Regions from separate parts of the Homo sapiens genome. Here region 2 is linked to region 1. Evidence: read pairs that join two places in POLR2A ChIA-PET (ENCODE). Cell type or tissue: MCF 10A. All regions are shown on one strand. Each heading gives the region's core, and the rest is flanking DNA. Links, peaks and the distances in the headings are about the cores only. Region 1 has its middle 13 kb from the start of ITPKB. Region 2 overlaps ITPKB (inositol-trisphosphate 3-kinase B).

Region 1 (5,368 bases), core at 268-5,267:
AGACGGAAGTTGCAATCTTATGTGACATAATCACCTCCATTGCTTAGAAGATTATAATCCTATCACCTGCGCTGCTTAGAAGCAAATCGCCGAGCCCACTCACACACGGGGCCGTGGATGCCTGCAGGCAGAAATACTTCAACCCATCTTAGAGTCTGTCTCTAAGGATAGAGACTGGTCTTGAACTCTCTCAGAATAATAAGACAAAAATAAGGTAGCTGTATTCTCCAGGGGCTATACAGTCAAAGAGAGGTTATCTGGACTGATCTGTGATTAAGGGAATACTTCCTCAAGGGGCTCAATTAGAATGCCACTACTGTGGTCCTGGAATAAGATGTTGAAGACCTGAAATTTCCCTATTCATCAGTTAATTAATTAATTATTTATTTATTTATTTTGAGATGGAGTCTTGCTCTGTCGCCAGGCTGGAGTGCAGTGGCGCCATATCGGCTCACTGCAACCTCCGCCTCCCGGGTTCAAGCGATTCCCCTGCCTCAGGGTCCCTCGTAGCTGGGACTACAGGTGTGTGTCACCACACCTGGCTAATTCTTTGTATTTTTATTAGAGATGGGGTTTCACCATGTTGGCCAGGATGGTCTCAATCTCCTGACCTCGTCATCTGCCCTCCTCAGCCTCCCAAAATGTTGGGATTACAGGCGTGAGCCACCGTGCCCGGCCTCATCAGTTAATTCTTATTATCCATTGGGTCCTTTGGTTAAGAAGTCCATGGTGGACAAAGGTTTATTTAGTTAGTCTTTTGTTTGTTTTCATTTTTGTTTTTGAGACAGTCTCGCTGCAATGCCCAGGCTGGAGTGCAGTGGCGCAATCTTAGCTCACTGCAACTTACGCCTCCCGGGTTCAAGTGATTCTCCTGCCTTAGGCTCCCAAGTAGCCGGGACTACAGGCACCTGCCACCACGCCTGGATAATTTTTGTATTTTTGGTAGAGATGGGGTTTCACCATGTGGGCCAGGCTGGTCTTGAACTCCTGACCTCAGGTGATCCACCTGCCTCGGTCTCCCAGAGTGCTGGGATTACAAGTGTGAGCCACTACACCTGGCCTGGACATGAGTTTAAATCCCAGTTCAGCCACTTAGAGCTGTGTGAACTTGGAAGTTAGGTAGCCTCTCTTCACATCAATTTCCTACTCCGCAAGATGGGGATATTGCTGCTTACCCTATAGGGATCTTGAAAGATTAAATGACATGGTGTATATGAAAGACCCTAGCATGGGCCCTGCCACATTGGAACTTAGCCAGTAACTTAGGCCACATCCTAAGCAAGACTCACGAGTGCAGAAGGACCTGGATCGAAGTTACAGGCAAAACCGGCTGTGGAAGAGCCTGGTCCTCAGGCTTCTCCTTAGAGGGCAGCCAAGACTGTCACAGACACATCCCACATCAAGGCCCGCTCAGTGGTAAAAGCAAGAGGACCTTGCATCTCCATGTTGTGGACCCTCCTTTGATTTGGTGACCACCTGATAAACACTTGCTGACCCGCCGGGACTGGGGTTCCAGGGCTACATCATCCATCTCTAGCAGCTCTCTAGGGCCCTGAAATGGAGTGTTTCCTCCCCTTCTGAGCTCTCCCCCATCATCCAGCCAATGGTTTAGCACTCGATTGCTTTTTTTTTAAAAAAAAAAAAAAAAAAAGGATCTTGCTCTGTGGCCCAGTCTGGAGTACAGTAGTGTGATCATGCCTCACTATAGACTTGAACTCCTGGGCTCCAGTGATTCTGCCGCCTCAGCCTCCTGAGTAGCTGGGACTACAGGCATGCACCACCATGTCCAGATAATTTTTTCACTTTTTTGTAGAGATGGAGTCTCCCTATGTTGCCCAGGCTGGTCTCAAACTCCTGGACTCAAGTGATACTCCCACTTCAGCCTCCCAAAATGCTGGTATTACAGGCATGAGCCACTGTGCCCAGCCTAGACTGCTTTTAAAGGTATTTATTATGTGCCCATCTCTGTGCTAAACTAAAACACCCGATTTAAACAGGTGTTAAAACAGGTGTTTTAAACAGAAGCAGGGGTGAGGGGAGGAGCTCATCTTGGGCTGAGGCTTTGTTTTTCTGTCCTAGAGGCCATGTGCTCCCTGCTAAGTTGGAGCTGAGAAGCTGGGAATAGGCTGAGATGCTCTTCCTTCACTTGTTCTCCTGAGTACAGCCTCCGTGCTTGTTGTTACATAATTTCTATTAAAATTCCTGGAAATGCAGCTAGAAGAGTAGCTCCCAAAGGAACCCTGAGGCATGAATGCTGAGGTTGAAAGCTTCCCATCTAAACTGTGTCTCCAAGTGCTGACAATGCCAACCCGACTCACATCGTCATTGGTGACAATGCCAACCCAACCAACTCACATTGTGTGCAGGATTCCCAAATGCCCAGCAGCTTCAAAAATAGACATCTTCTCCAAAGAGAGCAGACACGGTGAAAAGCACAAAGATGAATGACTTCAAATTATGAGATGCAAAGAATGCCAACTTGCTCACATTAAGGTAAGGTATAATAGGTTGTAGGAGGTTAGGAAGTCATCTATGAGGCCACCGCTTTTCCAGTGGTTCCTGCATGCCCCCACCCTGCTGTGCTTATTGCCATAAAGCATCACAGAGCACGGCCCGACAGTGGTCAGGGTGCTCAATGGCAAGCAACAGAAACTGTGTATTGCTTCTATAAGCACAAGATAAAGTTATAATAAAGATATGGGGAGCTCATAAAATCATCAAGAATACCAGAAAATCAAGCTTAGGAGATGGGGCAGGAATGGGGGAGGCTCCCCAGGTCAAATCACTCCTGAGGGTTTGTCCAGTGCCACATAAGGTGTTGTCAACACAGCTCCTGCTGCAGCACTGATACTCCTGGAACCTGGACGTGGCCATGCTGCTGGCACCATTACCACAAAGATGGCTTCTCCATGGACCTGCTTCTCTGTGTCAATGTCCAGTGGGTGTGTCTGATTGGCTGAGCTGAGGTGTGTATCCATACCCACCCCCGGAGGCTGGGGAAGCAGGCATCTCAGGCTTGGAGGCTGCTCAACTAAAGAGCCCAGAGGGTCCACTGGAGCCCCAGGGCTGACTTCCAGGCAAGTGAGCAAGTGAGTTCTCACAGCATCTTTTTCTTCTTTTTTCTTTCTTTCTTTTTCTTTTCTTTTTTTTTTTTTTTGAGATGGAGTCTCGTTCTGTTGCCCAGGCTGGAGTACAGTGTCACAATCTTGGCTCACTGCAACCTCCGCCTCCCAGGTTCAAGCGATTCTCCTACGTCAGCCTACCGAGTAGCTGGGATTACAAGTATGCGCCACCATGCCTGGCTAATTTTTGTATGTTTAATAGAGACAGGGTTTTGCCATGTTGGCAGAGCTGGCCTCAAACTCCTGACCTCAAGTGATCTGCCCGCCTCAGCCTACCAAAGTGCTGGAATTACAGGTGTTAGCCACCGTGCCCAGCCATCTTTTTCTTTAAATAATTAAAAAGTGATTAAAAACCGGGCATGGTGGCTCATGTTTGTAATCCCAGCACTTCGGGAGGCTGAGGTGGGCGGATCACCTGAGGTCAGGAGTTCAAGAGCAGCCTGGCCAACATTGCAAAACCCCGTCTCTACTAAAAATACAAAAATTAGCCTGGCGTCGTGGCGGCCACCTGCAGTCCCAGCTACTTGGGGGGCTGAGGCAGGAGAATCACTTGAACCCAAGAGGTGGAGGTTTTGCAATGAGCTGAGACTGTGCCAGTGCACTCCAGCCAGGGTGACAGAGTGAGACTCTGTCTCAAAAAAAAAAAAAAAGTGATTAAAGGTAAAAAGGGAAGAAGACAAATTCATTCAAAAAATGTTACTGAGCAGTTATATGTCAGGCAGTATTCTAGACTGTGAGGATAGAGCAGGGAGTCACACACAAGTCCTGACCTCAGAGAGGCTTCACAGTAATGGCAGATAGGGAGTAACAAGCCTGTATATGTGTGTGTGTGCGTGTGTGTGTGTCTGGTGTGTGTGATGTTGATAAGAGCCGTGGAGAACATGGAGAACAATACAGGCAGGGTAAGAGGGCCTTGGGAGTGCTAAGTTATTTTGTAGAGGTGGTCAGGGAAGACTTTCTGCCTAAGATGATGTCTGAGCAGAGATCTGAAGGATGGAAGGAGGGAGGACGTCATTCAGCCACCAGGGAAGAGTGTTACCCACAGAGGGGACAGCCAGAGTAGAGGCCCTGAGGCAGGAGCACACTTGCAGGGTCAAGGAAGCAAACAGCCATTGTGGCTGAGGCAGAGTGAGAGAAGGGAGCATTGGAGAGAATAAGGTCAGGGAGATAGTCAGGGCTTTTCCCAGGGCAAGAAGAGACACTTTTGGAAAGTTTTGAACACGGAAGTAAGATGACCTGACCCACATTTTAGAAAAAGCCCTCTGGCTGCTGGTGGAGAACAGAGGGTGGAGGGGCAAGAGAGCAGGCAGGAAAAGCATTCAGGGGGCTCCTGTGGGAGGCCAGACTGGAGGAGCAGGGGTGAGGCCAGGCGGGAGAGCAGAGGTGCTGAGAAGGAGGCAGGCTCTGGATGCATTTGAAGGTAGTCACCAGGTTTGATGCATCGGATGTTTTATACTCTTGTGCTCTCTCTGTCTCTCGCTCTGTCTCGTTCTCTCTCTCTCTCTCTCATACACACACATGCATGCGTGCATGCATATACAAGAATACCTACTTTTATTCTACTTCACAGATATTGTTTTTGACAAATTGAAGGTTTGTGACAACGCTGCTTCAAGCGAGTCTTTTTTTTTTTTTTGAGATGGAGTCTCACTCTGTTGCCCAGGCTGGAGTGCAATGGCGTGATCTCGGCTCATTGCAACCTCCGCCTCCCAGGTTCAAGCGATTCTCCTGCCTCAGCCTCCTGAGTAAGTGGGATTACAGGCACATACCACCATGCCCGGCTTATTTTTGTATTTTTAGTAGAGATGGGGTTTCACCATGTTAGCCAGGCTGGTCTTGAACTCCTGACCTCAGGTGATCTGCCCACCTCGGGCTCCCATAATGCTGGGATTACAGGCGTGAGCTACCTGTTGTTTAGTGTATCCACCTTCATCACTTATCTCAGCTGGATCTTCTGGATAACTTCCTGCTGCTTTTTCATTAGCACTTGCTGCTTCTCCTTGCACTTTTATGTTAGGAAGGTGGCTTCCTTTCTTAAACCTCACGAACCAACCTCTTTTAGTGTCTGACTTTTCTTCTGCAGCTTCCTTATCTCTCTCAGCGTTCACAGAATTAAAAAGAGTTAGGGCGGGAGCCACCACGCCCAGCCGAGCAAGTCTATCTTTGCAATTTTTCCAACAGCATGTGCTCACTTGGTGTCTCTGTGTCCCATTTTGATAATTCTTGCAATATTTCAAACTTTTTCA
Region 2 (5,368 bases), core at 131-5,130, 95 kb before region 1:
AAGAGGACAGGGAAGAGGAGAGAAGAAGGAAGAAGAGGAGGTGGGGAGGAGGGGAGGAGGAAGAGGAGGGCAGGAGGAAGAAGAGGGAGGAAGGAGGGGAAGGAGAGACCCAGGTTTACCCTACTCTAGGCTGTGGGGATGTGTGGGCCTCTGGCCACCCCACTTACAAAATGCTTTAGCTATCATCAGGATCATCTACATAACATGCAAAATGAAAATGAGGGGTCCCTTGTCCAAAATTCAGTAAGAATGTCATGATGGGGAAAGCAGAACTTCACCAAGCTCGGGGCCCTTCTCATGCCCTGTGACTGCTCAGCCAGGAAATGGGCCCTGCCTCCTGGGGAGGAAATGGCCCCCGTTAGGAGACAGCAGGTGACCCCAGGCCTGCAGGCCTCTGTGGCCTGCTCACAGCCAATGACCAGAGGCTCCTCAATCCTAGGGCAGGGGAGGGCTCAAGGCCACCGGCACCTGTGGCTCTCTTTTTGGGGCTCAGAGAAGTCCCCTGGAAAGGCCTGGCAGGAGCGGTGAGGATGCAACCAGACCTCAGCCTTCTGCATGTTGTTCAGAGTCTGGCCTTGCTTCCTGTCCCTGCAGTGCTGTCTGAGCCAGTCAGTGGCCACTTGCCCTGCCCAGCCCAGCCTTCTCCGCAGGAGGCCAAGCCACCCAGGGCCAGCACTGTCTGATCCTCAGCTCAGCCCACATGCCCCCTGGGGTCTGCTTCCTGTCTTCTTTCCAGCCAATTCCCGCCCCTCCAAACCAATGTTATATTTCTCAGTGCAATTTGGGGTGGGTAGAAGAAAGGGTTGTGACGCTGGGGGCAGACACTTGTATGTCGTGAGGACTGCAGGTCACTGGCAGCCCTGGTGACCCCCACTCCCATCCACACATGGCACCATCTGCAGCGCACCCGGGCTCATATTCTCTCAGGCCTGTGGAGTTCTGCAGGCAACTTCTTGCTCCACACACCTGTCCCCACGCCACCTTAGGCCCGCAAGGGTGTCAGCTTCTGCTATTAGGGACTTTGCAGAAGAATGACTGAGGATGCTCAGGACTTAGCTAACTCCTGTGTGTATTTTAAAATGCAACCCAGAAACCCTCTTCCCAGGAAGCCTTCCATTGCCCCTCCTGGGTGCTTCCAAAGAGCCCTGGGCACGCTTCCATCCCAGTTCTTCTCTTTAACACAAGAAAGGGACCTTGGTTTACCCTGGTGGGCGCTCAGAGACCCCCAGCAGGTTTCCTGAGTGCCTGGCTGGGCAGGTGCCAAGCCTCACAGCATCCAGGAGGAGGGAGATCAAACTCAGCAGGTGTGGGAGGGGCTGCACTTGCCCATCTGGAGCCCGGTCAGAGGCTGCTGAAGAAATTTCACATTCTGGGCAGGTGCGGGCTCCACTTCATTTCCTTATCAGGGCCCTGACATTCCTCTCCCGGAAGCCACAGCTGTGCTGGGACAACTTCAGAGAAGCAAGGAGGACTTCAGGAAGGCAGCTCCTTCCAGTCCCAGTGTACCCCAAGACAGCTGCCCTTCCTCCAGCCCCCTTCTTGCTGATTTGGCCAGGCCCATAGTGGTTTCACCACCTTGCAAATTAAGGGCTGAAGCAACATACATACTCCTCTCCCCCTCCATCAAGATTTTAAAAGGCAGCCCACGGAGTTGGATGTTGTTCTAGAAGGCAGGATGATGACGCAGAATGCAATTCAAGTGTAGAGGTTGGAACGAACCTTTGTTCTGCAGCCTTCCAGCTGCAGCATGGGCAAACCTCGGCGTACACTGGGCACGGCAGGTATCAATGCACACACCCTGCCCTCCCCATGCAGTCACCGTGAGAGCCTGAGCAGGTGACAGGCACAAACAGCTGCTCTGTAGACTGTCACAGACAGGCAAACCTTCCAGGCTCACTTTGGTTTTTTGCTTCTGTGTCTATTTTCTTAAATTGAAATGATTTTTTCCTCCAAGGCATAGCAGATTGGCAAGCATCCAACTAGGCACTTTCAGAGGGCCTGATCGTGGCCAGTGGTGATCAGATGAGGCTAACTGTGTGATTAATTGCTTACAAAGCTTCCCGTCCCATGCCCATCGCAGCTCCGGGAACTCATGGGGCAGTTCCTTAGGCCCCCAGATGTGTAACTTGGAAAGAGTCAGAGCCCAAGTGAGTCAATATCAGTTTCTGGTTCAAGTCACTGACGTTGCAAAAAGAAGAATGATTTCCCAAAGCATCTTATTTCATGTATGTGGAACTCTGCTAGGCACTGCCAAAGAAAGATATTTTCAAGGTGAATAATAAGATTGCTTGGCAAATTTCATTTTCTAGAGGGGGTTTACATTCTCTTCTTAGCCTCTTTTTCACCTGACTTGTTCCCTCAATTTGCTACTTTTTCCTCCAGCACTTCTCTTTTTATTTAAATAGTTTGATCACTTGGCTTTTATCTTTAGATAATCGTAAAGAAAGAGTCTCCCTTTGTTGTTGTTGTTGGGTAAAAGAGATGAGGGGAAATCTCTAAAATATCAGAAATGGGAAATGATCCCTGGACCCTCTAACACTCCGAAAACGGTATTGCCAGCCGAACTCTGCTGCGTGTGTGCAAAGAGATCACGTTACATGTCTAACATAGTGTTAGATACTAATAAGCTAATAGCTCAGGTAACTCTCACAACACTGATATTGTTGTCTCCATTTTGCAAATGATGAAACATGTTGAGAGGGGTTTAGTAACTTGCAAAAGGTCACACAGCTTCCAGGTTTGTGCCACTTAATTCCAAGGATTTTGTCTCAGCCAACAGGATTACTGGGCTCCCATCATCTCTCTCGGACCTGGGGCTATCTGCTTCCCCCCTATTTATAAAATAGCCTCACATAAACAGCAAGGGCTTTGTCAGAAGAGTGACCTTTCAGATGGGGGAGGCCTGAACAAAGGCCTACTCTCCCCTCCCTCCAAGTCTGTTCCCAGAACGTCCTTACTGACACACGCTCGGGGAAGGCACATCTAACAAAGCGTCGAAAGTGGATGAAGAACGCCCCTGCCAGGGGAGAATTTGTTCTGTGTCAAAGCCTTTGTTTTGCTCTTGCAAAAGTCTGAGTGAGAGTCATTGAGTTTTCCATGTTTGGAAAAAATCCTTTTTTCCTTCCTTCTTCATTTGGTCTTTCTAAAAAAGCAGTTAGGGTTTCCCTAGTGATCATTATTTCCTTCACTGGGGAAAAGCCTGGTGCTTCTCCTAGGCTGCAGAGTGGAGGCGGTGGCCAACTTTGTTCATTGTATTCCCCCTGGCAGGGCCCAGCTGGGTTGGCGGCAGCTGGGTACAAGCCCAGGCAGGTAGGGGCCCCTGGCTCAATAGCTCCCTCCTGTAGCCCTGGTTAGAAACCTGGCTGGGGCCAAAAGCGAAACCTGCCCCTGCCAAAAAGGAGCTGGGAGGGAAGGAGGGGAAGGGCTTTCAAAACCAAGACACCAAGGATCGGAAAAATTAAGCCCAAGGACTTGGCAGGACAGGTAGCTCCAGCTAAAAATAAAAGTCTGGATGTAAGACTAACTGCCTTTCCCCCTTTAACAAACAAGAAAATCCCCCTAAATGCCAAATGCAAAAGCACTTTCAGAAAAGACCCGAGTAAGGCTTTATTTCATCCCCCGTCTCCACCCGCCGTGTGATGTTCCCGCAGGCTGGATGGCACCGAACATCCTCCACAGCGCTGCTCACCAGGCACGAGGTTCTTCTCCCCCGCCCTTTATGGAACCCATGAGCGTAGGGTAGGGATTACTGAGCGCTGTCGGGTTGGTGAAGTCCCTCCTTCAGAAGCAACTGCTGGGCCTGGGGCAGGAGAACGAGGATGATGGGTCCTTACCAGCCCCTGCAGACCGGGACCCCCTGCAGGGGCTACACGAACCAGCTCAGTGAACTAGCTAGCTAAACTAGCTCCAGGTGAGCGCTCTGTCCCCTCCACACCCAATCAGGCTGCGAGGGCTGCCGGGTCCCTGGTTTGCAGTGCGTAGACCTGGTCGGGCTGAAGGCTGGAGCTCCCAACCTGGCTGACTCTTTTTGAGGGACGCCACCATGGTCAATCGACCCCTAGCAGCACATTCTGGCCAAAACCAGGAAAACCCTGAGTGACTGCCCAGCTGTCTCCTGATTAGCTGCCTTCTTCCTGTTGCAACTAGAGGCCTAGTTTCTAGGCCAAGGGCAGCACCCAGACTGGCACCCAGGGGCCCTCCATCATGGCCACTCTTCCTCTTCCACCATAAGCCCTAAACCCTGCCAAAGGAGGTTGCCCAAGGCCCAGACGGCAAGGACAGGGCTCCAGGAGCAGCCCAGGGCCTCACCAAGGCTCCCTGACCACCCATAAGAGGGAGCAGGGTCCCTCCGGGATACAGAGCCACCCCCAGATACGGCCCCACACTCACTCTCTGGCGTGCCCACTCCAATCCGTCAGGGCAAGCCATCCCATACCTGCCCCACCTCCAGGTCTGCTGTGCAGGTGCTCTGCCCAGAAAGCTCTCCCTCCTCCCTTCTGTGTATCCACATCCTACCTCTCCTTCCAGCAGATCCCCTGGAATCTGCAAGCTGGCCCTACCTTGTCCCTGAAGTCTCTCAGGCCACTCTAGCCCCACGCCACTCCTGGAATCCTCCCTGAAGCTGGAGGGAGATGCAGGATGTGGATACGCAGAAGGGAGGAGGGAGAGCTTCCCAGCAGGGCACCTGCACAGCAGACCTGCAGGTGGGGCAGGGAAGGGAAAGGAAGCTGGGGTGCTTCGTGATTCTTGTGTGCCATACCATGTCTCCCAGTGGCAGGAAGGCTCCTGGGGAACTGGGGATCTGTCCTAACCTTCTCTATGTCCCCCAGGCTGCACAGCCGGCAGGAATCCAATACTCCCGGCATCTGGCTGATAAGAGGACCCTGCGGACCCAGCACATGCTAAGGGCCCAGGCCTGGAAGATAAAGCACACCTACACCAAGGCTCACACTGCTTTATGTTCACCTGCTCACACCTGGATTTTTCTAGAGACTTCTCCAAGTAACAAGAGGGGGCATATTTGTGGGAATTTCCTGTTTGGTCTGCTTGGGTTTCTCTCCAGGACCCCACGGCTGGCAGCCTGGCTGGCCCCAGGCCCCAGGGGTCTTTTTCACTCAAGGGTTTGGAGGGCAACCTTTCACTCAGGTTAGTCACTGTTTGCTCACTCTCCCATCCCTCAATCTGTGATGCCCTTGCTGGCAGGCAGGGGACATCTCTTCGTGGGCATCCCCAGTATCCTGCAGGAGCCAGGGACACTGGAGACACCAGCAAAGAATGCTCTTCCTTAGCGACTCTTTCAGGTCTGCACTCCTTCCCTCATCCACACTCTATAGGAGCTGGCATCAAAGGGGCCTGCAATCTTGCTAAA

Evidence for each region. Peaks named below come from ENCODE experiments on the same cell type or tissue, not always from the same donor. Only the 100,000 strongest peaks of a DNase experiment are listed, where the experiment ranks them.
Region 2: POLR2A ChIA-PET joins it to region 1 with 5 read pairs; 6 of 35 experiments call an interaction of 5 or more read pairs at or near these places.

Annotation. Positions count from the first base shown.
Region 1 is chr1:226,749,700-226,755,067 of GRCh38, forward strand. No RefSeq gene overlaps it. Among named protein-coding and RNA genes, the nearest start is that of ITPKB, 13 kb to the left of the region's middle. RefSeq lists an enhancer at 4,601-5,100. In MCF 10A, for the core only: no CTCF peak of the experiment used is centred there; no DNase peak of the experiment used is centred there.
Region 2 is chr1:226,655,028-226,660,395 of GRCh38, forward strand. The region is part of intron 2 of ITPKB (inositol-trisphosphate 3-kinase B); the gene reads right to left. It overlaps ITPKB-IT1 (ITPKB intronic transcript 1), which reads right to left. Exons shown (of 2, transcript NR_103784.1): 2 at 1,053-2,247. Among named protein-coding and RNA genes, the nearest start is that of ITPKB-IT1, 17 kb to the right of the region's middle. RefSeq lists an enhancer at 3,917-4,747. In MCF 10A, for the core only: no CTCF peak of the experiment used is centred there; DNase peaks (open chromatin) are centred at 1,724, 2,094 and 3,334.